Linked DNA regions of Homo sapiens: region 1 is linked to region 2. A link is a contact called in ENCODE Hi-C or POLR2A ChIA-PET data. All regions are on one chromosome and are shown on one strand. Each heading gives the region's core, a stretch centred on a gene start or an enhancer-like site at or near the end of the contact. The rest is flanking DNA. Distances are from core to core; before and after follow the strand shown.

Region 1 (2,793 bases), core at 237-2,736, 5.0 Mb after region 2:
CCATGGTTTAAAATGCCCAAAAGCTGATGTACTCAAATTATAATACACTTACCTGTTCTGCACCAGCATTTATTTTTGTCTGGAGGAGATCACCATCCATGGTCCTGTAAATGTCTAACGGCATGGAATGATGAAGGGCAGTGTCTTTTAGGATATTTGGTTATATCTATATATATGGCTCTGAAGAAACCCAACATTGGGCGAGTTCCCTCAAACTTTTCACTAGGCATGACCACTGCTCTATTTTAGATAGAGATTCTGTGGGGCAAAACCTGAGAATTATCTGCCTGGCTATCAAGAAGATAGCTCCTTGCATTTTTTTGGGGAGAACACTTGCTTCAAGGGAGTGTTTCCTCCCAGGATTACAAATCTTTTTGTAACCTCAGGAAACATTGCTGATGAAAACCAGGCATGGTGGCTCTGGCCTGTAATCCCAGTGACTCAGGGGCTGAGACAGGAGAATCACTTAAGCCAAAGAGTTTGAGGCTGCAGTGAGCTATGATGGCGCCACTGCACTCCAGCCTGAGCCACAGAGCCAGACACTGTCTCTGAAAGAAAAAGAAAAAGAAAGAAAAACATTGCTGATGAAACTGCGGCCTCTTTTGCAGCTCTATAAAAAGGTATTTAGTCACTGGCTAAGGTTGTACTAGATAATCACATCACTTTAGGTGATACATTTAGCTGAGCAGGGAGATGTGTGGTGGCAAATACCTTTTGTTGCATATACATATACATTTCCCATGTAGTAGAACCTTCTCTAGAAAAAATCAGAAAAGAAGCCACTTGGCTGCAAGAAATCACTAAAGAAGAAATGGGGTTTGATGTTTTCCCTGATGTTTTCAGTTGGCTGAAACATCAAATCCCAGTTCCCTGGTTCCCTTACTGTTCCAGGATACAGATTCTCTTTGTGATGATCATTCTTGTATGCATTATATTTCTACTACTCAAATTATTAATGTTATGTATTTCTCATTGTTTTACTTCTTTTGAGAAACTAAATTCATGGTACTCTGAAAACTAGAGATGATTCAACAAGTGACAGCAACTATAGAATTGGCCGAGATATCTCTCTCTCTCTCTCTCTCTCTTTTTTTTTTTTTTTTTCCATGTTGTGATGCCACACCAGTTCAGCTTTTGGACGCTGTTAAAAAGAGAGGTCTCCTTCCCTCCCCTGACCCCCGTGTGGGACAGGACTATCTGGGAATGAGCCATTCTGGCAAGGAGGGACACAGCTTTTGATCGACAATGCTTTCAAGAAATACTTTTTTTTTTTTTAAACGGAGTCTCGCTCTGTCGCCCAGGCTGGAGTGCAGTGGGCGATCTCAGCTCACTGCAAGCTCCGCCTCCCGGGTTCACGCCATTCTCCTGCCTCAGCCTCTGCGAGTAGCTGAGACTACAGGCGCCCGCCACCACGCCAGGCTAATTTTTTTTTTTTATTTTTAGTAGAGACGGGGTTTCACCGTGGTCTCGATCTCCTGACCTCGTGATCGGCCCGCCTCAGCCTCCCAAAGTGCTGGGCTTACAAGCGTCAGCCACCGCGCCCGGCCAAGAAAGACTTTTCATCTAAAGGGAGAATGGGGAAAGAAGAGAACTTTTTTATTTTCAAATTCTCAGGCCCAGCGAGGCATTACATTGAGACAGCAACCACATTCTGCTTCCTTTTTGTACACTACTGTATTTGAAAAACAAAAAAACAAACCTACAAGACTCATAAAACTGGACAACTTTCTTTATAACACTACTACTCGTAAAACCAGTAAGGATGGCTGGTTTGCAGTTATCTGAGCAGCTTCTCTAGTTTCATAGACATGATTTCTCTCTGTTATTAAAGGGCTCCCAATTTTAAGTGGAATGCTACTTCACAAAGATAACCAGGTTTGAAAGGGTCCGGTTTGCTTTGTAATCCGAAACGTTCCAGTCTGCTATTAAAAGCCATTATTTGAAGACGGGTGCACAGGCTTCCAGCTGCCCGCCAGAAGGGTCCTCCGCAGGACACAGGTTAAGTAATCACTTCTTCGGGGGAGACTAGATGCAGGGTCTCGGCGCACCTCCCCAAAAGACAAGGGCGAGACAGAAAGGAGGGACAGGCGGACGTCACTTCCCCCGCCGGCTGCGGCACCGGGTTGGTGGGCTGAGTGGAGGAGGGTGGGGCGGAAGAACAGAAGGGGACTGGGAAAGGCACTGTTGGTGACATCACCGATAGGGCGTTTCTATGTAGATGAGGCAGCGCAGGGGCTGCTGCTTCGCCATGAAGGATTTCCCGTGCTGTAGGAGCAAGTCCGGGACCGCTGGCTGGACGTGAGCGTCCTAGCTGTGCGTTAGGGCTAGGAGGGCTCAGGGTGATTGGGGATTGGCTGGGGTGGTGCTCGGGGCAAGTGACCGTGCGTGTAAAGGGTGAGGCGTATGGAGCTGTGGCGGGGCGGAAGTTCACATGTGTGGTATGTAGAGCACATGTTATGGTTATCAAAGTGGTTTACTGTAAGGCTGAGGGCTATGCATTCTATGGCTATGTTGTTGTCTCTTATTTTTCCAAACGTGGAAACCTCTGTTTTGTAACTTGTAGTAATAAGGTAGAAATTAAAAAGAAAAAGTATTTTCCTGTACTTGCTTGGCTGCAAGGTCAGGAACAGATAGTTTCTGAAAAACCACATCGCTGAGAAATGAGTTCTGGAGACTCTCTTAACAGTCTGTTATCCCTAGGAAGGATAAGAGCAAGAAACAGCAAATGCTTTTATTACCTTCTCTTTTCCCTTTACCATTTCTCACTATTCAAGTTTTGTTAAGTTCTTGATT
Region 2 (2,700 bases), core at 25-2,524:
TCCCACATGTGAAATTATTGGCTTGACATATATTAACTGTTAAAATACTTTTGTTAGGCTGGGCGCGGTGGCTCACACCTGTAATCCTAGTACTTTGGGAGGCTGAGGTGGGTGGATCACTTGGGGCCAGGAGTTCAAGACCAGTCTGAGCAACATGGTGAAACCCTGTCTCTACTAAAAATACAAAAATTAGCCAGGCATGGTGGCACACACCTGCAGTCTCAGCTACTCAGGAGACGGAGGCACGAGAACTGCTTGAACCTTGGAGGCAGAAGCTGCAGTGAGCCAAGATCGCACCACTGCACTCCCACCTGGGCAACAGAGAGAAACTGTGTCTCAAAAAACACTTTTTTTAGGGCTCTTGATACATATCATCAAGTGACATTTTAGTAAGATTGGGCCAGTTCCTATTTCTACCTGTGGCATCTGCGTTCCTGTTTCACTGTAACATGGCTGCCTCTGAATTTTATATTTTAAAAGTATTTGCTAATGTAATAGATGGGACGTGACATACAGAGTTGCTTGTATTTGGAGTCCTCTGATTACTAGTAAGACCAAACAGGTTTTCACATATTTATTAGACATGTACATTTCTTCTGGAAAATTTTTCTCTCTACTATCAATGATTTTCTATTGCAGTTTAGTATTGATCCCATTAATTTTTCTTTTTTTTTTTTTCTTAGATACAGGGTTTCACCACATTGCCCAGGTTGGTCTTGAACTCCTGGGCTGAAGCCATCTGCCCTCTTCAGACTCCCAAAGGTCTGGGATTACAAGCGTGAGCCACCGCACCCAGCTTTATCTCATTAATTTGTAAGGCTTTTTGATATAGTACAATTGTTAACCCTTTGGTGTATTGCAAGTATGATTCTGGTGGGAGGCTCACCTTTTTGCTTGATTATTTTTGACACACAGAATTTCAAAATGTCAAATATATTTACGGTAACTTTTTAAAGGCTCGGCATGGTGGCTCACACCTGTAATCCCAGCACTTCAGGAGGCCGAGGCTAGCGGATGGCTTGAGCCCAGGGGTTCAAGACCAGCCTGGGCAACATGGAAAAACCCCGTCTCTGCAAAAAATACAAAAAATTAGCCAGTATGGTGGCATGAGTGCCTCTAGTCCCAGCTACTCAGGAGGCTGTGGTGGGAGAATCACCTGAGCCAGCGAAGTTGAGGCTCCAGTGAGCTATGATCACACCACTGCACTCCAGCCTGGGTGACAGAGCGAACTCCATCTCAAAAAAAAAAAAGAGGCTGGGCACAGTGACTCACGCCTATAGCTGTGCTGGAAGGCCGAGGCGGGAGGATCACCTGAGGTCAGGAATTCGACACCAGCCTGGCCAACATGGTGAAACCCCATCTCTACTAAAAACACAAAAATGAGCCGGGCGTGGTGGCTACTCAAGAGGCTGAGGCAGGAGAATCTCTTGAACTCAGGAGATGCAGGTTGCAGTGAGCCGAGATCACACCACTGCACTCCAACCTGGGTGACAGAGTGAGACTCTGCCAAAAAAAAAAAAAAAAAAAGAATGGCCAGGTGCAGTGCTTCACACCTGTAATCTCAGCACTTTGGGAGGCCGAGGTGGGTGGATCACGAGGTCAGGAGTTTGAGACCAGCCTGACCAACATGGTGAAACCCCGTCTCTACTAAAAATTCAAAAATTAGCCGGGCGTGGTGGCGGGTGCCTGTAATCCCAGCTACTTGGGAGGCTGAGGCAGGAGAATCACTTGAACCCGAGAGGTGGAGGTTGCAGTGAGCCGAGATCACACCACTGTACTCCAGCCTGGGTGACAGAGCGAGACTCCGTCTCAAAAAAAAAAAAAAAAAGAAAGAAAGAAAGAAAAAAGAAAAGAAAAGAAAAAGAAAAATGCTATAATCCTGCTAAAAACTCCCCTGTCTCTGTCTACTTTAGAACGCTGACCATTCCTTTGGAGTTGGTGTTTCCGAATTGTCCATCCTCACACTTTGTGCTTGAATAAACACTCTTTAAATTAGATTCTAACCCTTTTGATGATTTTAGGTTGACATTTTGGTGACCCACAGATGGGACCCAAGGCAAGCCTCCCACAATCCATGCTGCTTTGCCAACATTCTGAGCTTTGGTACCCGCAGGAACAGCTTTCACTCGTCTGACCTCATCAGAGCTAGCGGGGCTTCCTGGCATTTTCTCTTGGGTTTCAAATCTCCCTGGCTTTGGCTGAGATTCAGACTTTATTCAAGTACCCTGATTCCGCAATTCCATGCTCTATGGAGCTGGATTTGAAGCTCTACTTTTAAAAGTAGAAGTTTCAGGCCAGGCATGGTGGCTCATGCCTGTAAACCGAGCACTTTGGGAGGCTGAGGCGGGCAGATCACTTGCGGTCAGGAGTTTGAGACCAGCCTGGCCAACATGGTGAAACCCTGTCTCTACTAAAAATACAAAAATTCCCCAGGCATGATGGCACACATCTGTAATCCCAGCTACTCAGGAGGCTGAGGCAGGAGAATTGCTTGAACCCAGCGGGTTGAAGGTTGCAGTAAGCCAAGATCTTGCCAATGCACTACAGCCTGGGGAACAGAGCGAGACTCCGTCTCAAAAGAAAAAAAAAAAAGTGTGTGCCAGGCGTGGTGGCTCATGCCTGTAATCCCAGCACTCTGGGAGGCCCAGGCAGGTGGATCACCTGAGGTCAGGATCTCGAGACCAGTCTGGCCAACATGGT

The links. Hi-C counts contacts between places; a loop is a spot of excess contacts on that map. ChIA-PET counts read pairs that join two places held with the same protein, here RNA polymerase II (POLR2A). Pooled maps may share reads with other maps.
Region 1: a loop to region 2 is called in a map of CD14-positive monocyte, with 16 times the contacts of the local background. The contact joins two enhancer-like sites. A Hi-C loop is called at or near these places in 3 of 168 maps with a recorded cell type or tissue (CD14-positive monocyte, CD4-positive, alpha-beta memory T cell and mammary epithelial cell), 19 of 37 single-sample maps with no recorded cell type and 18 of 50 pooled maps. POLR2A ChIA-PET finds 5 or more read pairs at or near these places in 17 of 52 experiments (AG04450, B cell, CD4-positive, alpha-beta T cell and 12 more).

Annotation. Positions count from the first base shown.
Region 1 is chr1:16,902,764-16,905,556 of GRCh38, forward strand. No RefSeq gene overlaps it. Among named protein-coding and RNA genes, the nearest start is that of RNU1-2, 8.2 kb to the left of the region's middle. RefSeq lists enhancers at 1,065-1,344, 1,531-2,170, 1,815-1,864, 1,965-2,014, 2,171-2,793 and a silencer at 2,551-2,793. Within about 2 kb of position 1,487, at least 41 of the 41 ENCODE cell types and tissues checked have a DNase peak (open chromatin) inside an H3K27ac peak, as active enhancers do.
Region 2 is chr1:11,900,342-11,903,041 of GRCh38, forward strand. No RefSeq gene overlaps it. Among named protein-coding and RNA genes, the nearest start is that of RNU5E-1, 6.5 kb to the right of the region's middle. Within about 2 kb of position 1,275, at least 3 of the 41 ENCODE cell types and tissues checked have a DNase peak (open chromatin) inside an H3K27ac peak, as active enhancers do.